Linked DNA regions of Homo sapiens: region 2 is linked to region 1. A link is a loop called in an ENCODE intact Hi-C map of the cell type or tissue named here. Cell type or tissue: PC-9. All regions are shown on one strand. Each heading gives the region's core, and the rest is flanking DNA. Links, peaks and the distances in the headings are about the cores only.

The links. A loop is a pair of places that touch in the nucleus more often than their neighbours do. Peaks named below come from ENCODE experiments on the same cell type or tissue, not always from the same donor. Only the 100,000 strongest peaks of a DNase experiment are listed, where the experiment ranks them.
Region 2: a loop joins it to region 1, with 7 times the contacts of the local background. A loop is called at or near these places in 11 of 110 quality-filtered maps.

Annotation. Positions count from the first base shown.
Region 1 is chr1:244,158,388-244,170,984 of GRCh38, forward strand. No RefSeq gene overlaps it. Among named protein-coding and RNA genes, the nearest start is that of ZBTB18, 110 kb to the left of the region's middle. In PC-9, for the core only: no CTCF peak of the experiment used is centred there; DNase peaks (open chromatin) are centred at 4,904 and 5,784; H3K4me3 peaks cover 471 bases; H3K27ac peaks cover 3,682 bases.
Region 2 is chr1:244,207,360-244,219,956 of GRCh38, forward strand. No RefSeq gene overlaps it. Among named protein-coding and RNA genes, the nearest start is that of SPMIP3, 140 kb to the right of the region's middle. In PC-9, for the core only: a CTCF peak has its summit at 3,983; a DNase peak (open chromatin) is centred at 7,202; H3K4me3 peaks cover 332 bases; H3K27ac peaks cover 2,700 bases.

The DNA.
Region 1 (12,597 bases), core at 1,632-9,631:
TCGGTAAAAATATCTAATTTTTTGAATGAATTACAGTTTGTCATGCTGTGGCCTCCATTGTGCATTCTGTGGTAGTTGTAATAGCACATCAGAGATGAATACAAGTTCATTTTTTATTATCGAAATTAAAAATAACCAGCTTTATCAATAGAAATTATACGTCTTTCAGGTGGAGTCATCAATAAGAAAAGTCGCTATTTGTTTTTTGGTTTTGTTTTTGTTTTTGAGACACAGTCTCACTCTGTCGCCCTGTCTGGAGTGCAGTGGTGCGATCTCAGCTCACTGCAACCTCCGCCTCCTGGGTTCAAATGATTTCCTTGCCTCAGCCTCCCAAGTAGCTGGGATTACAGGTGCCCACCACCACGCCTGGCTAATTTTGGTATTTTTTGTAGTGAAGGGGTTTCACCATGTTGGCCAGGCTGGTCTCCAACTCCTGCCCTCAAGTAATCCACCTGCCTTGGCCTCCCAAAGTGCTAGGATTACAGGCGTGAGCCACCGCACCCGGCCACTATTTGTTAATGCAGGGATTTTCTTCTCTAAAGCCACATCAGCTTTCATCTTTAATAAGTACATAGGTAATTTTGTCACATTTCTATCTACCTTGTCTACCTCCTCCCTCTCTCCTTCCCACCCTTCTTCTTCTCCTTCTCCTCCAGTCCTGCACTCCCAGCAAGTGGGAAGCAAAGTTTGTTTGCTGTGACTCTTATCTACCTGTAACTCTCCTTGTCCAAGAGATGTAGACACATCTGAGGCTCATTCAAAGTCAGAACTGTACTTGAAGGAGTTCTTTCCTGGGTTCCAGTCTAGGACAAGTTTCTCTTGGTAAGAAACCGGGCAGTGTTGTTAGCAGTCTGTAACCTCAGGCCCATTGCGGGTATATGGACCTTGGTTGAAATGCAGCAAAATCTGTTTTGCAGACAACACACAATTGCTGAAGGTGGTGAAATAGGGATAGTGGGTTTTCAGGCATGTACTTTACCTGTTAGTTTAGGGAGCTGAAGGCAAAACATGTTACACCTCTGTCTCCCTGGTGCCAACAACGGCCTGGCACAGTGCTGTGAATCCCTGTGTCCTGGGATTAGCAGCATGGTGCATTTGGGCTTGGAGACAAACAAGGCCAGAAATATCCAGAATAGAGGCCTTATTCTAATGCTGTCTAATTTGGAAGTCACGATTTTCATCCAAATTCAGAGTGAGAAGTCCTGTATTCCCAGCTCTGTGCCCAGATGCTGGGCCGTCGCTTCTCCATCCTCCTGGCTCTGCCCTGTGGAGTAGAGTTGTGTCTTCATACCTGACATTATTGAATGCTGGGATGTTCCAGGCACTAGTTCACAGCACTTCAAAATAATTCCACAGGGAAGTTATATTATTTTCATACCTAATTTTACCAAAGAGGAAACCAAAGCTTGGCCAGATGGACATACCTGTGGTTACCCAGATCACGGAGGGCAAAGGTGAAACCCAAGGCAGGTGTGTGTGACTCCAGAGCCTGCTATTCCAAAGGATCTGCTTGGTGGTGGCCGGGGCACCATCGTTGTGGCTCGTTGTAGATTAAAGGCCATTAGGAAAGGCTGTGCAAGTGTCTTTGAAACTGCGGACGCTGGTCAGATGCAACCTCTGGTTCCACTGTGCCCCTCCCCGAAATCTTTACCCCCACGTGGATGTCCCCCGAGTCTGAATGAAATGACAACCTACTTGGCAGAGACTCAGTTGATTTGGTCTTATGCCAGCACATAACTGGCCTCAGTTCTTGTCAGAGGAATGCTTGTCTTTGCAAGTTTTTTTGGTCCTGAGGACTTCCTAGTGGCCTGTCATCCCTGATAGAATTCTTGGGGTGCAAGGCATCCCTGTTAGTTCTGTGAAGGAATCCACACTGTGTAGGCCCTGTCAGCCCTCACTCCCTCCAGTGTCTGACACATCATGTTTCTTGAACATAGAGGTTCCTCGTTCTAGAAGCCACCTAATAGGCAGTAGGAAATAATCAAATAAAAAAAAGGCTGGATGTCCAGTTGAATGGAGCTCTTGGACTGAGAGAAACTGTACTTCTTAGAGCAGAAAAAAAATGCATAAACTTACTTGACTTCAAAGTCCTTTTCCTCGCTCTGCCTCCAAACCTGTGCTGGCGCCTGAGAGACCGAAATGGACGGTGTAGTCGTCATACTCAGTCTTCCTGCCTGCTCATCTACTTGGACTATGGAGTTAAAAAACCAGGAAGGACTGAAACCCACAAAAACCTCACCACACTCTTTCTAGTGCTGAGTAGTCTTAACTATGGAGTAATGAGGAGATGGGCACAAAAACTGTTTCTTTGAGCTCACTTCCTACAGCATAGACTGTCGAGGATTTTGTGCTTGCCTGTGTGTGAGTGTTTCTAAAACAGGGACAATGACGTTATTATTGTCTGATATTTGCATTCCACATACTAAAGTCAGTGACTTTGTCTCTTCTGATTGTTGGAAAGCTACTCCCACCAAGGTTAAGTGCAGTCCTTTGACCTGTAGCATTGTGGGTGGCCTGAGTGGGGACCGTGACCCAAGGTTTGCAGAAGGTGAAGGAATAAATAGGAAGGTAGGGGCCTTTGCTGAACTTAAGCTCAAAGCCCTCCAAAAAGAGGCCTCTGACGCATATTTCTTCCTTGGTTGATTAAGCATGGACAGGGGATTTATGGGAAAATGTGTGGCAACCAAGCAGCCATTTTCCATTTTTTCCTACCTATGGCCATGGCACAAGAATGGAGTGGGAGCAGGGATGTCCATAAATAGTCTGGCTTTGGTTTAACAGAGACAATTCCTTTCACAATCACAGCTTTAGCATGTGCTAAAAATGACAATGCCATCCAGTGTCAATTGTTCCAGGGAGACCCTTCATTCCTAGTTACAGCAATAAAACCGCTGGTGGGTGGTCGCTGCTACTGGTTGTCTTCATTATCATTTCATTGTGCTTATGTGAGGCCCGGTGCACTTTGGAACTCTCAGGCATCTTTAAAGCCTTTCATGCATTGGAGTGGCTTGACATTCATATTTATATATCTTGCTTGCATGGCAGCAGAATCGCTATTCTTAGGGTCCTCATCTTTTGTGCATTCAAGGTCACACCCCACTTACGTGGGAACTGTAATATACCCTGAGAACTTCAAGCATTGTAACTCAAATCTGCAATCCAGAGTCCTCTTGGGTGCTTAAAGCTCTGCCTCTTGATTCATAGTCAAAGTGAAGCCTAGAATAAGCTTGTTGAATTAAGATAATTTGTGTTTACTTTAGAAACTTTAACAGGTTTACCTTGGAAACTTTTGAAGTTTTGTCATCTTTAAGACATATCCCTCAATGTTGCATTTCTAAGCAAATGTCTGCTTGTCTAAATCAGAAACCTGGACATCACACCCAACTCTTTTTCCCTCAGTCTCTCTATATAGTGAGTCATCCATTGTGTTCAATTCTATTGATGAAGCATCGTTTGATCTCCCACCTTCATCCTCATCCTAAACCTCTAGCCTTGCTGCTCTCTGATCTGTCATCTATACTGATGTTACCGGAAAGGGTTCCCAATCCAGACCCCAAGAGAGGATTCTTGGATCTCACGCAAGAAAGAATTCAGGGCCAGTCTACAGAGTAAAGTGAAAGCAAGTTTATTAGGAAAGTAGAGGAATAAAGAATGGCTACTCCACAGACAGAGCTGCCCGAGGGTTGCTGGTCACCCATTTTTATGGTTATTTCTTGATGATATGCTAAACAAGGGGTGGAGTATTCATGCCTCCCCTTTTTTGACCATATAGGGTAACTTCCTGACGTTGCCATGGCATTTGTGAACTGTCATGGCGCTGGTGGGAGTGTAGCAGTGAGGACGACCAGAGTTGCTCTCGTCGCCATCTTGGTTTTGGTGGGTTTTGGCCAGTTTCTTTACTGCAGGCTGTTTTATAAGCAAGGTCTTTATGACCTGTATCTTGTGCCAATCTCCTATTTCATCCTGTGACATCAAATGGCTAACCATCTGGGAATGCAGCCCAGTAGGTCTCAGCCTCATTTTACCCCACCCCTATTCAAGATGGAGTTGCTCTGGTTCAAATGCCTCTGACACTGATGCCAGAGTCAATTTTCTGCAATATAAGCCTAATTATGCTGGGTTCCCCACGGCCTTCAGAGTAAATGGCAACATCCTTAGTAGCCTAGAAGAATCTTCATTGCTTGGTTTCTACCTCCCTCAGTTTCTCCCAGAGGCCCACACCCATGTTCCCTACAGCCAGGTGTCCAAAAGGGCCTTATTCCCTGACACATCCCATCCTCAGCCTCAGTTCCTCCTTATTTGGGAGTGCATTTTTTCCTCCTCTTCTCTTAGCTAACTTCTATTTCTTCATGAAAACTCACCTTAAGTATGTTCTGCTCCCAACACCTTTCCTTTTGGAGCCCACCAGGGCTGAATTCGGCGCCCCTCCTCTACCCTGATCTGTGACCCTTGACATGCTCTGTACTCTGCCCAGCCGGTGTGGCCCCCGGATTGCCATTGTGGATTTGCTGGTCTCTGTTTCTCATGGACCGTGAAGTCCTAGAGAGTGGGAACAGTCTCTTTTCTTTCTCTGCCTCCCTAGAGATTCCATAAGGCTGACCCACAGAGAATGGGTAAGTTATTGTTGGACACATATCAGATAAATGCTGCTAAATTACACATGAAATGATCCTTCAAGGTGGTAGTATAGATCAAGAGTCTGAACCCAGTAGAGTAATAAAATAGCTTCTTGTTATCACTTGAAATTATATAAGCAACAACTGAAATTCTAACCAGGAGCTCTGAGCGCTGCCGTTGGGAGGATTCCTGCTAGGGACATCTCACTGCTTCTGATGGCTTAGGATTTGTTGGGCCACTGTTTCCCTGGGCACATGTTGGTTTATTTGCTTGCTTTTATGGTTCGTTTGCCATTTCCCTCATAAGGAGATGAGCCGTGCATCAGGATCTTTCCTTTCTCCAAGGCCATCAATGATTCACGTGAGAATTTCATACCACATGGCAGAATCGTTCACATTAGAGTCCTCCACAGGCCAAAAGGAAATAGTATATTCAGGGCTCATCCTTTGCATAGAAAGAACTCTGTTCACCAAGGCATTTTAAACCTGGGATTTAATCAGTTACTTTGCGAAAACTGAAATGATGTCCTTCCCCCATTTCTGAGAGCGAATTTGAGATTAGGCTGGGTGATATATCATGAGAAAAAAAGAACAGAATGAATGGGGATGGCCTGAAGCTCAGGTGGGTAATTTCCCAGCATCTTCCCCATGCTGCTCCCTGGGGCTTCCCAGGTAAACTGTGCACTGGCTTCCAGCAGCCTTTCCCTGGTCTCTAGGTGGCCTTTGTTTAAGCATTACATGGATGTTTGCAAGATTATTCAAGTGATTTCCCACAATTTATTTCAAGCATTTACTGTAGGTGGCTTCAGAATTTTAAGTAGCATGTAAACTACAGACCACCTGCCTCAATGCACCATATCCAGCATCGGTTTTATATCCTAACAAGACGGGATAAGGCACAGTTCTTGAACTGCTGCCAACTCTCCAGAAAGGCACTGGGTACATCGGAAATGCCTTCCGGGGGCCTCCTAGCACTGTCCGGAGCATTTGTCCTTCAGAGCCTGGCCCCAGACCTGTTCCTCTCCCCATAGCTGGGTTCACCAAAGGCACTTCCTGATAACTGTTCCAGGACTCAACAATCAAAAATGAAAAAAATCAGAGAATGTTTTAAAGCCCAAGGATATAAAGTACTAAGACTCTTCTAAAACCTGATTGTCCTTCTCCAGTGTGGTAAGCAGGCTCTGACTCACTTCCCTCCTAGATAGGATTTCCTCCTGTGTATACTCCCAGAGCTAAGAGATTCTTCGAATGCCTTTGCCATTACCCGCATTTCTTCAGTTTGCATCTCTGAATATTCTTAGGCTGTGCTGAAGGTGTTTCTAGCCACATGACACTATCTTCATCGCTTTTGGCATTATCCATATTGGCCTCTCCTCTGGGGTGGTCCCTGGGGATTGGTGGCCCCTCACCTTACATAGGTGTCACTGGGCATGGATATGGTTGTCTCATGTCTAGGGTGCTCCATGGTCAGAGCAGAGCTCCCACATCCCAGGCAGGTCTGGAGCAACCCCCAAAACAGAGCGGGCTCTTGTGCCTTCAGGAGGTATCAATGACATCTACTGTCAGTCTGAACAAAAAGCTACCCTTTGGAAAGAGAGCAAACCAAATTCATACGAGCTCACAGAACTCTCTCCACTAATCATGCACTTTGATTAAGTGTTCTCACATGATCAATGCTGAGTGAAACTTTAGACCCTACTAAAGCCTCTCAAAGACGCAGTCCCTGTGCTCCAAACACCTGTTCTTGCTAATGAATCATCGTGAAATGCAAAATCAATCCTATGCAGATACATTGATGGCCTCTTAATATTTTTACCCTAGCCTTGTAGGGCAGTGCATTGGGTGCTTTTTGATGTTTTCATGAGTTTGAGTATTGCTAATGCTGATCATTACATTAAAGAGGAGCATTCATTGGATTAAACCTTACAACGTTTTTGTGTGGTAGATGGGAAGAAACATAATCTTAGCTTTTAGCCTGTGAGGTATTATAATCTCACATTACCATTGAGGGAGATAAGGAGCAAACATAAAAAGCCAAACAAACAAATGCTATCATTTCAGGTACTTCTAAGTACACTGAGGAGATAAAATAGGGCCCTTATATAAGACAGGGAACCTGGGGACTGGGATGGAAGACAGGGCACTGCTTAATCAACAGAGTGAGGAAGGCATGCGTCTCTAAGGAGATGCCAGAATGAGAGGCAGGGGCCACACAAATTCCTGGGGAAAGAGTGCCCCAAACAGCAGGATAGCAGGTGCAATGGTGTTAAGATAAAAATGGCTGTGGCTAAATGGACAGTATGACTGTAGTGCAGAGGGCGAAAGGGAGAAGGGTCCCTAGTTAGGTGAGAGGAGAAGGCAGGAGCCAGAACACGGAGGCCATTTCAAATTTTATTTTAAGCATCATTGAAAGACATCAGCAAAGTTTAGGCAGGGGAGTGATATCATCTGATTTATGCTTTAGAAAAATCACTGTATCTGCCCTGTGTAAGATGGACTGTAGGATGCAATGAGGAGATGAGAACAGGTTAGGAGCAACAGTTCATAGGAGAAATGATGGGACCTGGGACCTGGTTGTTGCAGTTGAGGTGGTGAGCATTGGTCAGCTTGGGGATGTACTTTGCAAGTAGTGTTGACAGGATGTACTCATGGATTGGGTGTAGACTCCAAGGGAAGGAGAAGAATCAGTAACAACTCCAAGGGTTTTAGTCTGAGCAATTGGGTGGACAATGATGCCACATACTGAAAAGGGGAAAGCTCAGTTGGGATGGGAAGAAGTGATCTGAGGGCAGAAAAAGATGAAGGTTTCAGCATTGACACTGTTGGTTGTGGGGTGCCTCACTTAGTCATCTAAGCAAGGATGCTTAGATGAGTATGTGAATCTGGAGCTCAAAGGCATGTCAGGGCTGGATAAATAAATGTGATGGTCAACAGCAAGGAAATATGTCTTAAATCTATGGGACTGGATGAGATCATCTTGGAAGGATGTAGATAGATTAGAAAGTCAAGAATGGAGTCTTAGGATACCCCAACATTTAGAGAAAAGTGACAAGGAGGCGCCATTAGGAGAGCTGAACACAGAGCCAGTGACGTAGAATAAGAACAGCTTCCACCTGAGAGAGCCGCAGGGCCAGGAGGTCCTTACAGCGCCTCCAGGGGTCAAAGAGCAGGGAGGGAGTGGATGGGAGCTTTCAGATGGGGAAAGAGGAGAGAAGAGGCAAGTTTCTCAGTGTCTACTAGACCATCTCGGTGGAGTAGCTGGGGCATACTCTGACCTTTTTCTCCAGTCTCATCGGGGCTGTCTATCTGGGAGATACAAACCTTCACAACACTCCACAGTGTTGCTTGCTCCACTTTGCTTGTGTGTGTGGGTTCTGGGACTAGGGACCAGCAGTGCCAGTCCCCTCAACTCACCATCAAGATGAAACATCAGGATATCAAATGGCCCTGAGAGGTTTTTCATTATAAACCATGCCACAGGCTGTCTACAAAATGCTGTAATGTGAAACTCAACATACTATTAAAAACCCAACCAAGGCCGTCATCAAGGAAGAGAAACATCCAGTGGGATGCTGGAGCTCTGACAGCCACCTCTCTGACCAGACCCCTTTCTGAGAACTGATTCTAATCACCATAACTCAAATATCACATTTTCCAAGAATTCCATATAAAAAAGAAGAAACCCAGAACCTATTAGGTTTGAGGTTAGGAAGTTGAATGTTCTAGATGGTTCTGGGCCTATCTAGCAAAGGAGACACGTCATTTTTCAAAACCATCCCCCCTTATTGTTTTGTACAGTTTTGTTTTGTTTTGTTTTGAGAGAGGGTCTCGCACTGTCACCCAGGCTGGAGTGCGGTACTGCAATCATGGTTCACTGCAGCCTCGACTTCCTGGGCTGAAGCCATCCTCCTACCTCAGCCTCCTGAGTAGCTGGGACTATAGGTGCACCACTACACATGGCTAATTTTTCTTTTTATTTATAAAAATTATTTAAAATAGTATTTATTTATATTTTGTAGGGACAAGGTTTCTCCATATTACCAAGGCTGGTCTCAAACTCCCGGGCTCAAGCAATCCCCTCATCTTGGCCTCCCAAAGCACTGAGATTACAGGCATGAGCCACCGCACCAGGCATGTAGTATTTTTGTTAGAATGGTAATAGTCACAGCTCAAGCCTAAATGAGGAATCTCAAGGTCATCGTGCCTGGATTCTAATGTCTGTGATAATAATGATGTGAAACTAGCTACATTTCATTGATAAGTTGTCATGACAAGTCCAGAAGATCTTAAACTGACATAACATTTTCAACGGACAGAAGAAACCAAGTGGCAGAATTTTTGAGGAAGCATTTATTCCTAGGAGGAGTATACAAAGTGTTAGTATAAGGGAAATAGTTTATTCTATTTTTTGTAGCAAAATACTGTAAAAATATTATACTAATACTGATATTAGTAAAAAATGGACTTCAAATGAAAGTGATTTCAATAGTATAATTGAGCATATATACATAATTAGATCTGTTTTCTCAGTTAAACCGATGGATACATTCAGACAAATGACCAATTTAGTCAAACATTTAACCAAAAAGAAAATAAAATGAATTTCTAGTTGTTTGAGTGAAAGTATTTGGTTAATTGAGTCCAAACAAGCACATCATCATGGTGGAAGTATCTGCTTGCTCAATAAAGATAAAAAAATGTTAGTTTACATTAATTAGATTAGATTTATTTAGACTAATGAGTGGGAGTTTGATGATGTTGAATGTCAGCTTACTAGTACAAACTTCTGCTACTATAGAAAGCGATAGGATATCAGAACTGGGAACCAATGTAAAAGTAATGGGCACTTGACATTTGTAATGATTTTTTAAAAAGAAGAGTTCATGAAGCTAATTAAGTAATGTGATCTGAGAACAGTGTTCTTCTGCCCAAGGTTACCATGGGTATGAAAATCTAAGAGAGCTCAGATGACAAGACAAACGCCATATTGCCTGTTTCCCCCATGAGTTAGTCATGTTTCTGTGGCAGTGGTGGGATCTTATAGTTCTTTTGTGTTTTTTGTCACATGTGCAAGAATAACAAGAGTAAATATTCGTAAGAACCCTTTGCTACATCTGGGTCTATTAGAACTTAATTTTCTCAATCTCTCTGGAAGTTTACAGCTCGAGTAAATAGATAACTTTGGTGAGTAAAAGGGGTATGAAATCTACCATTTGATAAATTCAGGGGAAGAAATTATTTTCCATGTTCCACAGGTAAATTTCAAACATAAGAGCATTTAAGAAGCCATTGGAATTTAGGAGTGAGGTAAAAACCTGTGTGAGCACGTCTAGGGAAACCCAGCTTTTGGGGATTTGAAATAGAATTGCTTTTTTTTTTTTTTTCCTGAGACAGAGTCTCACCCTGTTGCCCAGGCTGGAGAGCAGTGGCACTATCTTGGCTCACTGCAGCCTCCGCCTCTTGGGTTCAAGCGATTCTCCTGCCTCAGCCTCCTGAGTAGCTGGGACTATAGGCGCACACCACCATGCTTGGCTAATTTTTTTGTATTTTTGGTAGAGACAGGGTTTCACCATGTTGGCCAGGATGGTCTCTATCTCCTTACCTCGTGATCCGCCCACCTCAGCCTCCCAAAGTGCTGGGATTACAGGCATGAGCCACCGCGCCCGGCCTCATTTATCACTCTTAATTGCACAAAAAGGTATTATAAGCCTTGATTACCTGAGATTGTTGTCTGAGTTCTTCCTGTTTTCTTAGAGATATCTGCCATAGTATTTTTTTCAATCCCAAATAGAGCTTGTGAAGGAACTTTGTTCACTTAAATGACATGTAAGGCTTTGATATCTGAATGCAGCTTTGACCTCATGGGCTCAAGTGATCCTCCCACCTCAGCCTCCTGAGTAGCTCGGACCACAGGCACAAGCCACTGTGCTCAGACAATTTTTTAAATTTTTTGTAGAGACAAGGTCTCACTACATTGCCCAGGCTGGCCTCAAACTCCTGGACTCAAGTGATCCTCTCACCTCAGACTCCTAAAGTGCTGGAATTATAGGCGTGAGCCACCGTGCCTGGCCTGAATGTATTTGTATCATCATCTCTTTCTTATTTGAAGGCATACAGAAACAATAAAGTAATGGTTGTCTATTCCAGTTTGGTTGCATAGCATGAAGAGGCAGCAAGCCTACCCAAATGAGACATATACAGGTTGAAATCCTACGGTTTCTTCACCTATTAAATGGGGAAGATAATCCCTAAGTCAGAGGTTATGGTGAAGATCACCTAAGATAAAGCATGCCCAGTCCCCTAACACATAGTTAAGTGTTTAATAAATGTTAATAGCATCATTATGATCTAAAACCAACTTATGTTCTATTATAACAACCTTCTAATGGGTTCCCTGCTTCTATTCTTACTCCTCTACCCAGTAGTCAAAGTGACCTTTTTTAAACATATAAATTAATCTTGTAGTTCCCCTACTTAAAACTACCAATGGCTTCTCATTGCTGTTAGAATCAACTCCAAGTCTTTTCCCGTGAGCCACAATGATGCAGCAAGCGCTATGTGACCTAGCCCCTGCCGAGCTCTCCATCAGGGTCCTTACCGCTCTTCTCCTAGAGCTCTAGTGGCATATCTAATGTCTTTTCGCACCTCAAATGTGCAAAGACTATTCCCCAATACTGCCTTTGCCTTGGCTACTTCCTCTTCTAGGCCTTCCTAGATCATAGCTGGATCTTTTCTGTAGTTTCAGTCTTAGATCTAATGTCATTTCCTTGAGTGATCCTTCCCAATCAATCTCTTCCTCCACCCCCAGCATGACTGAGGCATAACTGACAAATCAAAATTATATATATATATATTCAAGGTATATAATGTGATATTTTGATATATGCATACATTGTGAAATGATTGCCACAATCAAGCGAATGAATGTATCACCTCACACAGTTACCTTGTGTGTGTGTGTATGTGTGTGTGTGTGTGTGTGTTAAGAATACTTAAGATCTGCTCCCTTAGTGAGTGTTAAGTATGTAATATATTATTATTACCTATAGTTGCCATGCTATACTTTAGGTCTCCAGGACTTACTCAGTTTATAACTGCAAGTTTGTACCCTTTGACAAATGTCTCCCTATCTACCCCACTCCCCAACCCTTGCTAATCACCCTCCTACTCGGTTTCTAAGAGTAAAACTCCTTTAGATTCTACATAGAGGAGAGATTGTGCAGTATTTATCTTTCTGTGTCTGGCTTATTTCACTTAGTATAATGATCTCCAGGTTCATTCATGTTGTTGCAAATGGCAGGATTTCCATCTTTTTCAAGGCTGAATAATATTTCATTGTACATGTGTATGTGTATGTATATCTGTGTATATATATACACACATACATATATGTATAGATACATATACAAAAACATATATGTATATATATACACATACATACACACATAACATACATTAACTACAACACCATTTTTGCCAAATGGGAAATATATTTAAATTATGGAGTCTGTGTCTGCCTAAAAATAAATTGTCGTCTTTTCTGGTCAATGTATAGGTCTAGGATATGGACATAGACACACACTGCGTTTCTTCCTCCATCCATCCATTGACAGTTAGGTTGGGTCTATATTTTGGCCATTGTGAATAATGCTGCAATGAAAATAAGAGTGCAAATATCTCGTCAAGATAGTGATTTTATTTCCTTTATATATATACCCAGAAATATTACCAGTCTTAAATAGCTCTCTTCTTACCCCACAAACACCTTTATCAAATCGCAGTTTCAGTTTTCTAATAGCACTATCACTATCTAAAATTATCTTGTTAACTGATTTGATAATTTTTTTTCCCAGTATCCCCTAGTAGAAAGTAAACCCCATGAAAGCAGGATTTTGTGTTTAACAAGTAATAGGTATTCAATAAATAGCTATTAATAAATGAATCAGGAAGAGGGCAAATGCACTCAAGAAATATCATGAAA
Region 2 (12,597 bases), core at 2,417-10,416, 50 kb after region 1:
AATATTCATCATGAAGACTTACTCCATGGCAGAGACTGTTTAAGCATTTCATGTTCAATCTTCTTAACAACCCTATGAAATTCATACCACCAGTATCTCCATTTACTGGAAGAAACAAAAGTTCTCAGCGGTTAAGTAACCTGCCGAATGTTCCCAGCTGGTAGGGAATACAGCCAAGACCCACATGCAGGCAGTCTGCTTCTAGCTTCCCTAAGAGTTAGCAAATCCAAGAGTGGAAACCTTGGAGATATAATAGAGTCAGTTGCTGTGAATTAAGCCAATTCTTACATTTTGTCTCCCAGTTAACCCAAAGCTTCTCTTACAGAGTCTAAAACAACCCTACTTTCAGATAGCCCAACAGTAAAATTATGGACCCCTAAGCTAAATGTTCAGTAATAGATTTCTCTAGGCCAGGCATGGTGGCTCATGCCTTTAATCCCAGCACTTTGGGAGGCCAAGGCAGGAGAATCACTTAAGGTGAGGACTTCAGACCAGCCTTGGCAACATAGCAAGACCCTATCTCTAAAAAAAAAAAGAAAGAAAGAAAAGTTCTCTCTAAACAGATAACTGACAAAAATCTGTTATGACAAAAAGGCTAGAGAAACTTAAAACTGGAAGTAAAAGAGACTTTGAAGTCTTTGAAGGTGAATCAAAAAGGAAAAATGCTGTAAACACAGGGAGAGTTTGCCAACTGAGACCAAAGTGCAGGAAGGTCAGCTGGAAAGCTGTACAGAGGAGTCAGGCGTTCAACAAACAATTGGATTAGATGATTTCTAAGGACCTTCCTAAACCCTCAGAAGCCATTATTCAGGGGGTAATTCCATATATATTACTTTAAGTTCTAGGGTACATGTGCACAACGTGCAGGTTTGTTACATATGTATACGTGTGCCATGTTGGTGTGCTGCACCCATTAACTCGTCATAAAACACTTGGACACAGGAAGGGGAACATCACACACCGGGGCCTGTTGTGGGGTGAGGGGAGTGGGGAGGGATGGCATTAGGAGATATACCTAGCGTAATTCCATTTTTTAAACTCCCAGCCTCAATGCTTTCAGTTTCATGAACTAAGTCGCAGCAGGTCAACACAGTGTTGTGCTTCCACCTGCCTCCTGAGCATTTCCACATCCAAACTCCACTGTGCCTCAGTCTCTCTGCACCCAAATCCCAACACGCTGGCTCCACCGCCCCCTGTTTCCGTGTGCCTTCTCTCAGTTCATGGTCTCACCAGCCCCAGTCACCCGGACTTGATGCTCAGCATCCTCCTCCATTCCTCTCACCTCCTCAGACTTCACATCCAACTGGTCAACTAGTGCCTTCAATGAGTGTATCAACATCAAAGATGTCTTCCCTCTTTTCCTATCCCACTGCTGCCTGAATGGTGTAAGTAGCTCATACTACCATATTTACTGTGGACGAAAGAGACAAAGATGAGAGTCATAGTCTTTCCCCTCAAATAACTCACAGCCTGGTAAAGGAGGTGGGCACATAAACACATAACTCAAGATATTGTGGGAAGAGGCAGAATGGAAGTAAAGCAAATTTACAGTAGATCAAGATGTTCAAGGCACCTCATAACCCCTCACCTAGACCCAAAAGGCTCTTAGTCCACATGCCTTCCCTACTGTACCTCTGTCCAATCCATTCCTCACACGGCCAACATAATAATCTTCCTCTTTGTATGCCACTTAGTGCTCAGGAGCTTTAGGAAGCTTACACTTGTCGGTGGGGAGGTCAGCGCTAAGAGCAGATTTCTGAGTTATGGTATATATCACTTGTGGTTGAAATAATGGGAGCTTATGAGCTTGTTCAGAGAAAGCATCCGGAGTGAGAAGAGAAAACATGAGGATGAAACCCTGGGAAACAATGGCATTGTAAGACTGAGAGAAGAGTCAGTAAGAGCCTCTAAAAGAATATTCACAAGCTGGGATGGAAACCAGACAGGAGAAAGAATCCAGGGATCATAGTGTAACAAGAAGTCGAAAACAATCGGTAGCATCGAATGCTGCTAAGATTTAAGCAAGAGGAGAACTGAAGACAGGCTCCTGACTGCCTATTGATTAGTGAATGTTTAGCATTTCAGTTGATTGGAAGGATTAGAAATCAGGCTTCAAGCCAGGCATGGTGGCACATGCATGTTGTCCCAGCTACTTGGGAGGCTGAGGCGGGAGGATCGCTTGTGCCTAGGAGTTGGAGCCTAGCCAGGGCAACATAGTGAGAACTCCGTCTCCAAAAAATAATCTCTAAAAAGTAAAAACTAATTTTTGAAAATTAAAAAAAGGTTTTTAAAAGAAATCAGGCTTCGTCGGTTTGAGATTTGAGCGTGAGGTACAGGAAGGCAGCAAGAAACATAATTTCCTCTTTTAAGAAGGTTGGGAATGAAAGGGATATATTTAAAGCACTCTGTCTTGTATTAAATTTATTTGAGCCCTTAGTGATTTGAGCCCTTGGCGTTTGTTTTTGCTTTTTTTTAATTTTAACTTTTTTTTTTTTAGAGACAGGGTCTCACTCTGTCACCCAGACTAGGGTGCAGTGACACAATCATAGCTCACTGTAACACCCAACTCCTGGGCTCAAGAGATCCTCCAGCCTCAGCCTCCCAAGAAGCTAGGACTACAAGTACACACCACCATGCTAGACTAATTTTTTTATTTGGCTATGTTCCCCGGACTGGTCTCGAATTCCTGGCCTCAAGCAATGCTCCTGCCTTGGACTGCCAAAATGCTGGGATACAGGCAGGAGCCACCACACCTCACCTAGTGTTGGTTTTAAATGCTGAGGGCAGAGACTTCCTCTTTCTCTTTATATCCTTACCCCCACCCCCACCCCGTGGTGACCAGCAGTGTTCAATACATGTGTGTTTATTTACTTGTGGGTGCTTGGAAACAATTTCTTCCGTCAATGATTTTAAACATTGTTCATCGGGGCTTTTTTTTTTTTTTTTTTTGTCCTGTTAATCTGTATTCTCTAAGAAGAAACAGGTAACTAAATAGACAAAGATAAACGTTCATAGATTCACATCTGAGCTATCACAAATTCTGAACTTATAATAGCCCAAATTAAGATTTATTTTTGTAATTTTGACAGTCCACAAACCCATAACATAAATCAATAAGAGAACAGGATTTGCATCACAACTCACAGCATCATAAAACAGCTTATAAACAACTTTGATGGGAATCCCTATTACATAAAGAAATGTTCCCCCGGCCTGCCTTCTCGGGCCAGATATTGGAATGAACTTTATGTTTGATTGTACTTCCCAGAACCTGACATTCTCTTTAGGATCAGGGTTATGATTCTTTCCAACACTAGACCCCAAGCCGCCGCATTGGCTCTGAACACAAAACCATTTCCAACGTGTAACGCAAAGGAGATTTCGTGTGCACTGTTTGCACAGACGAAACGCTCATTTCCTATGAAAATATCACAGGTTCCCATCCTAGCCACTCTTCTCCAGCAGCCCTCCCTTAGGTGAGCCCCAGGATATTCTGGAAGTCTCTTTATTCGTAAGGCTGGCATCACCGCCTGTGTCTGCGAAGTGTTCACCAAATCCAAGCGGGTGGAGAAGCACCGATTCTCTGTAGCAGGCCTGAACCTTGCCAGATCCTTTCAACATCCCCTGAGCCTTTCCAAAATGGAGGGCTCGCCCGGCCTGCTCGGAGCCAGCGTCGGTCAAGCCCGGTCTGCTCTGCTGAGACTTGGCACACCACGCCTGGGGCGCTGCGGCTCCCGGCCCAGCCCACCGTGCCAGCCCCTCCGCAGCGGCCTCCAACACCCGGACTCTGCGCACACAGGCCCTGGGTACTGGCGGGCCTGGGTCTCCCTGGGGCCCTGGAGGCAGAAAGCAAGCACTCATTGAAACACAGGATCAGCTGCTCCCATTACTCAGGGACAGAGCGGAAGCTAAGGAACTTGACAGCGGATATGGGAGCCAAGTGGGAATTCCACCCATGGCGCCCTCTACCTTCTGCAGGCTTCAGTGCAGGTCAGGAAGCACCTCTGCGCATCCACAGGGTTCAGTGTTACCTAAACCCAGAGCGTCCCATTGGCGGGAAAGTCATCTTGCGTGTCTCTTTTATGTTCTAAATGCTGCCCTGTTGTTCTGAAACATGAGTTAACCACTCACCAGAAAAACACCTCAACACACACGCTTGCAAGCACTAAGGTTCCTAATCAAGCCAAATTCCTTCCTTAGCCAGTCTTGGGAAAAGAAGTGTTAAAGAGAGACACCATCCACACCTAGCCTCTCTAGGGGGTGCTGAAGTTTTTTACTGACATATAAAAAAGGTAATTACTTGAATTCATTGGAACTTAAAGTGGCTTGCTCCGGCTCCGTCTCCGCCAAAGAGGCACTTAGTCATTTCTTCTCTTGTCCATCATAACAGGCACTGCGTCCAAGATATTGCCCAACTCAAATCCTGTAATTCCCTCTAAGTCTATCATAACCTTCCAAAATAAGCTTGTTAGTTTAAAATAGCCTTGTAAATAGCACTCACCAACTCACACAAAGCAAATAATGATTTATACCTGAAAAAAAGGAAAACCGTCAGCATTTGGCTCATCCTACAGGAAAAAAAATGATGTATTTGTGGGCCACTGTTTTAGCAATATTTACTTGAAAACCTAACTTTTCATTTTTTTATTGCAAGAATGAAACATGACTATTAGGGAAATTTTAGAAAATACAGCTAAGAAATAAAATAAAATAAATAAACTATAATCCCATGCTGGAGATGCAGCTTATGCTAACATTTTGATTTGTACTCTTCCAGGTCATTCTTTCTCAAATTCATCCTCAAAATGGGATTGTAGTGCTCACCATCCTTTTTTGAGAGGCCGTTTTAGAGAGTGAAATCTGTGTCAAGAAATAACTGAGCACGCTGGGCAGTTTTAGCCACTGAAACCCAACCAGCCTCGTGGAGTGTCAGGTCATACTCATTGGGTTCAAATCATAATAGCTTCATTGGGTGTTCGGCCACATTTTAATTCCATGTCATGGTTCTGGGCAATGGGAGGGAGCAGGGGATGGGGGAGCCAAGAGGACTTACTGTAAGTCAACATGTTTGTTGATCCTGGAACAGTAGCTGAGCCAGAGGACAGGGACGCCTTGCAGGGCAGACAGACAAAGAGTGGGGAGATGGTGCCACCACACAGAAGGGTAGGCTCTATTCTCAGGCGGACAGACCCTGGGGAGTCTCTCCATCTGCGGAGAGGACAGTGGTCAATGCCTCATGCTCTGCAAGGCTTTGGGTCTGTCAGAAGAGGACCCTCCCCCAGCAGGAGACTTGTTTATTTGGCATTTAACCAAAAGCATTAGGGCTCCTTTCAGAAATATTTGGTCAGGGGCCAATTATTTTAGCATATACTGCAGAGAAAGGAGGTCAATTTAAAGAAAGTTTAGATAAAACAACAGCAGACACAACAAAGCAGCCCTTTAAGGGGCAAAGATGTGGGTGCAGTGTTTCTAGGGAAGGGACACTGACCCCATTCCCTTGAATATGGACAAAGAAGCTCATCAAAGAAGCTCACCAAACCCAGTCATTCATAAGCATGAAAGAGGCCCTCATGCTTCTGCACCCTGGCCAGGAACCAAAGACTCCATCAGCTTTGACACAATCAGTCCTATTAATATGGAGAGGCCTTAGGATTGGAACAAATTCTTCTGGGCAGTCAACTTGCCTTAAACGATCTGCCAAAGCCCATCCCAGTGTTGTTCGTACACAGCTGAAAAATATCAAGACTTTAAGAGGGGAAAAGGAGGAGGGAAATGGAGCCCACATTTCCTGAGCTCTTGCGAACTATGGAGCATTCCACATTACCTCGTGTTGCCTTCCCGGTAGTCTCAGTATTATTGTTCCCATTTCACAAATGAGAAAGCTGAGGTTCTGATGGTTTAAGGGACTTGCCCAAGGTCCCCCAACAATGTGTCAGAGTTAGCACTCAAAGCCCTGTGCGTGGGTTCTGCAAGTCATCTTTGGAACCTCTAAGCTATTCTGCTCCCAATCTCCTTTTTAGCGTTCTTTGTTTACCATTGATCCTTTCCCCCTTTTCATCAGAAGAATAATCCGTTTCTATGGGGCATTATAATGAATGGGGAATCTTGATTTTTCATAGACTTCCTTCAGGAAAGAACCAGAAGTTGAGATGAGGGTGACCCTCACATAGATGGAAACTTTTGTATTCCTCTGTTTTAGCTTAATTAACAAAGAAGCACATTGCACATTTAACATTTAATATTTATTAAATGTCATTATTATTTGTCATTTAATAGTTATCTAATACTTAGCCAGTCCTCCAGAGACACAAATGGAGTGTCAAGAACAAAAAAGCAGGAAAGAGAAAGTGAAGACAGTGGATAAGACATTCAAAGTTTGAGGGAGGGCCATGCTTGGTGGCTCACTCCTGTAATCCCAGCACTTTGGGAGGCCGAGGTGGGCAGGTCACTTGAGGCCAGGAGTTCAAGACCAGCCTGGCCAACGTGGTGAAACCCCGTCTCTACTAAAAATACAAAAATTAGCCGAGCATGGTGGTGGGCACCTGTAGTCCCAGCCACTCGAGAGGCTGAGGCAGGAAAATTGCTTGAACCTGGGAGGTGGAGGTTGCAGTGAGCTGAGATCGTGCCACTGCACTCCAGCCTGGGTGACAGAGTGAGACCCTGTCTCAAAAAAGAAAAAAAATATATAAAACCCAAAGAACAAGAAAAAAGTTTGAGGGAGAAGATAAAGTTTGTCATCCTGCGCATTCTTAAATACTGTTCTTCCTATGCCCGAAGCATTACCCAATAATGCAGTTCCCTTCGAGTGAAAAAGCAATGCTTCCCTGGGCAGGGGGTTGGCCACAGAGCACACTGCATGGGAGACCCCTGCCCACAGGACACAGATTCCAACTGTGGTTTTCCAGGGGTGGGACCGATGGCCCTGAGCCATCTGTGCTCTCCCGGCAGGACCCCACTAGGTTTCACCGTGACAGCTGAGCCGGGCTAAGATTGCAGCCTTCGGCACTCTGGAAAAAAACAGCTGCTGAGGTTCCTTTGCTTTGCTGGCCTGGTCTCCACTGGCCAATGGGACATTAAGGCCTTTGTTATTCACGCAGCAGTTGGAATCTCTGGCCATTTAAGGAAGGAAGCCGCAAGGTAATCCAGCCCTGGCTGTGCCATCAACGAGTGACTCACTCATTTCTGCCATGTGAACTGTAGATGACCCGGGTCCTTCCTCGGACGTGGTCTACAGCCTGCACTCAATTAAACTTAATGGATTCCTGAGGAATATGTGCGGTCTATATATTAAGTCAAATTAAGCCTCATGCACCATAAACCATGCTCTCTGTTTGTTTTGATAACATTAGTGAATAGGAAGGAAAAAAGTTCAGGTCTGGGAAAAGAGCAAGAATGTGGCCACACTGGTTTACCCCAAAGGGAATCCAAGCCAGTGCCTGCCTGGTACCCTTGGAGGGCTGAGGGTTTCATCCCAGGGGCACACTGGGCTGTGAAGGGCTAGGGGAATAGCATAGAGGAGAGCATGGTGCTTGGAGTGAGGAGGCACCGGATTCAATCCCTGCTATGCCACTTGCTAGCCATGTAACCCTGGGGAGCTGACTAACGTCTCCTGGCCTTAGTCCCTTCATCTGTGGAATGGTCCTTCCAAACTTCATAAAGTTGGTGTGAGCATAAAATAAGAAAAGTGTTATATTCGTTTATTTGCATTGCTATAAAGGAATACATAAGACTGGTAATTTATAAAGAAAAGAGGTGCCGGGCACAGTGGCTCACGCCTGTAATCCCAGCACTTTGTGAGGCTGAGACGGGTGAATCACGAGGTCAGGAGTTCAAGACCAGCCTGGCCAACATGGTGAAACCTCGTCTCTACTAAAAATACAAAAAATTAGTGGGCATCATGGCAGGCACCTGTAATCCCACCTACTGGGGAGGCTGAGGCAGGAGAATCACTTGAACCCGGGAGGCAGAGCTTGCAGTGAGCCGAGATCACACCACTGCACTCCAGCCTGGGTGACAGAGTGAGACTCCGTCTCAAAAGAAAACAAAGAAAAAAGAAAAAGAAAAGTTTATATGGCTCGGGTTCTGCAGGCTGTGCAAGCATGGCACCAGCATCTGCTTGGCCTCTGGTGAGGCCTCAGGGAGCTTCCAGTCATGGCAGAAGGAAAAATTGCCATGCGTGTCACATGGTAAGAAAGGGAGCAAGAGGCGGAGGAGGAGGAGCCGGGCTCCTTTAAACAGCCGGATCTCACGTGAACTGGGAAGAGTGGGAACTCACTCATCACCAAGAGGATGGCACCAAGCCATTCACGAGGGATCCATCTCCACGACCCAAACACCTCCCATCAGGCCCCACCTCCAACACTGAAAAATTACATTTTAACCTGAGATTCAGAGGTGACAGACATCCAAACTATATCAAGTGTTTAGCACAGTTTGTAGCAAGGGCGCATAGTAAGAACCAATAAAAGATGGGAATGTACATATGTTTTTATTCAGCTATATGTGCACACATATATGTGTACTAATGCATATGTATATCTATATATGTAAATGCATATATCCATACCTATACATATAGGTGTATGTATATGTACTGTATATAAGTGAATATGTGTATAAATATATGTATATATCGTATACATATATGCATGTAAGTATATATATTTGTGTGTGGCTATATATATACATAATTATGTATCAGCCTTTGTATATATATTGGACCACAAGTTGCAGAGAGCCTAGGCAAGGTTGGCAGAAGGGACACAGTCCTCGGAAAGCTGTGGGCAGAGGAAGGGGTGTGACCCCAGGTGCCCAAGCCTACCTGGGCAGTATAAAGAGCTTTCTCTTCGAGGCCTGCCGTGGTCTGAGGAAGGGAAGCCAGTGTTATCAGGTGGGTCCCTTATCAGAGAAGGGCTGTCCTTTCATGTTGTTTTTGCTGTTTCTAAAAACAGAAACCAGAGGCTATAACTGCTGCAAAGACTCTTAAGTTTCTTCATCTGTGGAATGGTCCATCTGTCCTTCATAAAGTTGGCATGAGAATAAGATAGGTAAAGTGTTGTATTCGTGCATTTGTGTTGCTATGAAGGAATATGTAGGACTTGTAATTTACAAAGAAAAGAGGTTTACATGGCTCATGGTTCTGCAGGCTGCGCAAGCATGGCACCAGCATCTGAATCCAAAGACTTTTTTTTTTTTTGAGATGGAGTCTCGCTCTGTCACCCAAGCTGGAGTGCAGTAGCACGATCTCGGCTCACTGCAACCTCCGCCTCCAGGGTTCACGCCATTCTCCTGCCTCAGCCTCCCGAGCAGCTGGCGCCCGCCACCACGCCTGGCTAATTTTTTTGTATTTTTAGTAGAGACAGGGTTTCACTGTGTTAGCCAGGATGGTCTCAATCTCCTACCTTTGTGATCCGCCCACCTCGGCCTCCCAGAGTGCTGGGATTACAGGTGTGAGCCACCACGCCCAGCCCTGAATCCAAAGACTTTTTAAAGGGAGAGCCAGTGGCTAAAGTGCCACAAGAAACAATGTCAGTAAGTCACACTTGTGTCCTCCAAGTCTCAGGGTAGAAGAAAGGATCAGGCAGCGGTGTGGTGCCTGAGAGAGGAGGTGTCTGCGTGCAGGCCCGGGACAGGTCGTGAGCTGAGGAATGCCACCATGGCAGATGCCTGCTTTTCTGGGCCTTCCTGTTGCTGACTGGGGCAGTTCTGTTCCCAGGCCCTCAGGAGGGAAGAAGCGTAAATCTAAGGAGCTGAAGGATGGAGGAGTGATGGAGGAGCACAGGACATGTTTTTCTGTACAGCAATCCTCAGGGGCTGCTTCTTCCTCCTTCTTGTCTTGGCCTGGAATCCAAGAGCAGGCTCTGGAAGCATGATGCCTGGTAAAAGGGGACGAGAATGAGTGAACAGGACATCATAGTTCAAACAGCCACTCTGCTCTAACTCGGGAAGGGACTTCACATCCCTGAGCTCCAGCAACCCTCGGTTTCCTCCTTTGACAATGAGGACAAGTGTATTGAACCTCCCAGGGCTTTTGTGAGGATCCAGTATGACTGCGTGTACACACATGGTGGGGCCTTAGAAGTCAATACAACGTTGCACACGTGCACCTCTTTCAGGGATTTACACACTCTAGGGACTCCTGCAAGTTGGCTCATATTTTTGCCCCCAACTCAGTGGTGACATTAAAAAGCATGAAAGGAGCACATCTCAGGCCTGTAATAAACAGGCTAAGAATGCTGGAGCCGCAGGCTAGGGTCTGTCAGTGCCCTGCTGGAGAGGGAGTCCCCGCCTTTGGGCCAGGACACCAGTGGGCAGGAGGTTCTAGTTGTTACGGGGTGAGTGAGTACAGAAACTCAAAAAGGTTTTCAAAATCAATTTTGTTTTACTTTGAGTTTGACATTGGAATGATTCCAAAAAGATCTGGAGCTTAGATGTGGGCTGGATGTTGGTAGCAAGAATGTCCAATAATACATGTTCTTACATAATGTAAAAGTCTATGCCATCCAGCACTTTCAGCAGCATGTGGGCAGGTGCAGGTGGGAGAGGAGTTTGGGAAGCAGCACAGAATATCTCAGCACCAGGAAGACTGAAAAGGAGGGCAGCAGGCATGCTGAGACACCAGCATCTTCACACCGGCCCTCCTTCACACCTGGTTACTAGACAGTTCCCAGTAAGGATGTTCATCTCCCTCCGGTCAATAGTTCTTCACCAAATAATCAAAATCAAATAAATCAAAGCCCTGTTGCACATCCATAATCTTTGTTTTCCTACTTTGCTTTCCAGTCACAGAGTTTGGGGAGTTGGCCCATCTCTTTCTAGCCCTTTTGTCAACAGGGTGGCTTTGGAATCCGTCCTCTCGGCTCTCCTCACCCAGGGGTGGTGCTGACCCTGCCCTGAAGGAGGAACCCTTGGCAGCACGGGGTGGAAAGACTCCAGTGTGGCTGGAATGAACCAAGGGACAGATCCCAGGAGACTGTGTGGCTATTGACTCTCCTGCCAATTGTCTGGAGGGAGAAGCACAAAGCGCCCACTGTGAGAGGTGCCTATCAGGCCACGCCAATCAGTGAGTGGACGACACTGTGTGCTTTTGTGATCTGGAAGCTGAATGTGGCAGGGGCGGGGAGGAGCTGGGAGACGAAATCTCGCCAGCCTCAGGGCCTGGGCGCTGGGGAATGTACGATGTAAATGCTGTCTCCCAGCCTCTGCCCCACATCAAGTAACTGGCTTCTTTGAGATTCTTTGTCAAATTAAGGAGAGAGGCCAGAGGGAGGATGTGAGAAACAGCATCTCTATAGAAAAAAATGAAATGCTATCTCACCTGCAGAATTGCACTCGTGGAGCAGACAGAAGATGCCGCCAAGAAGAAAAAGGGAAAAAGAGAGAAGCTCTTGTTTCCAAACTTGTTCATCTCTCGTTATCAAAAGAGTTTCTGTGTTTCCAGCGGCGTTTCCCAGGAAAATGGAAATTCAGAAAGAATTGTGTCAGTCTTGGTATAGAGTGAAATATTCCTGACAAATCCAGCTTGAAGGGAGAAGGCCCGAGGCTCCCTCCCAGATCCAGGACTTCCCTCCAGGGTCCCCAGACAGGTGTCCAACCCATTTTCTTGGATTGCAACAAGCAGGCACCAACTTGGGAGATGGAGATCACGAGTGAAAGAATACACTCAAATGTGCAGTTCCTGGGACCCACGAGTTGAGCTCTTCTAGGAGAGGGTTGCTGCGTTTCTCCCTGGACCCATGAGGTCCTTTCTGGGGCCACTTACGCTGGTCTGCCTTGCCTGGGGGTGATGTTTATTCCATTAGCCCCTCTAAATGTCAAATTTCTTGACAGCAGGGACTTAAGCATTTGGGGGTTCTCTGAAGTTCTAAGCTCAGAACCTTGTAAATGACTGACACTCAAAACATGTGTTAAATGAAAAAAAAAAGGACTGGAAATATATGACAGAAATAGCCTCCTTGCTGCTCTCCTGCCCATCTTGCATGTGACCATGGCATGACTGAGTGAGTGAAAAATCAATCAGAGCCTGAGACATAGTTAACAGAAAGGTTTTGCAGTCCTTCACCTGGTCCCCAGGGTTTGTAGGTGTTTCCTTAGGGTTAAAGTGCTGCAATGTGAAAAAGCCAAGTTAAAAGACAAGGGGCTCCAGTGCCAGGCCCAGTGCTGGGGAAATTGGGTTTGCCCTGAGGGTGAGGAAGGGAAGGAGGAGGAGACACATCTACTTCTGGGAATAGGGGCAGGAGTGGGCAGGGATGGGCTAGGGAAGCATCACCCCCAGGAGAAATGGTTCCTCTGGTGCCCAGCCCAGGAGGAAGAGCTCACCAAGCATCTAGAGTCCAAGGCTCCCTACACTGCAACCAAGGAAGGAAAGAAGGTGCTGGCTCCCGGCTCGTGGCAGCAATGGGTGGGGGAAGCATCACTCCTACTGGGGACCCTACCGACACAGAGAGGAGCCTGAATCACTGCACTCCTTAACCAGTGATCCACTGTCTGCAGGGACTGGTGGCAGGACCCAGGGGTTTGTGTAGAGAGTGGAGGAGGACACAGAACTGCTGTGATTTCCTGCGACCCTCTGCATCTTCCAGGATGGCAGCAGGAAAA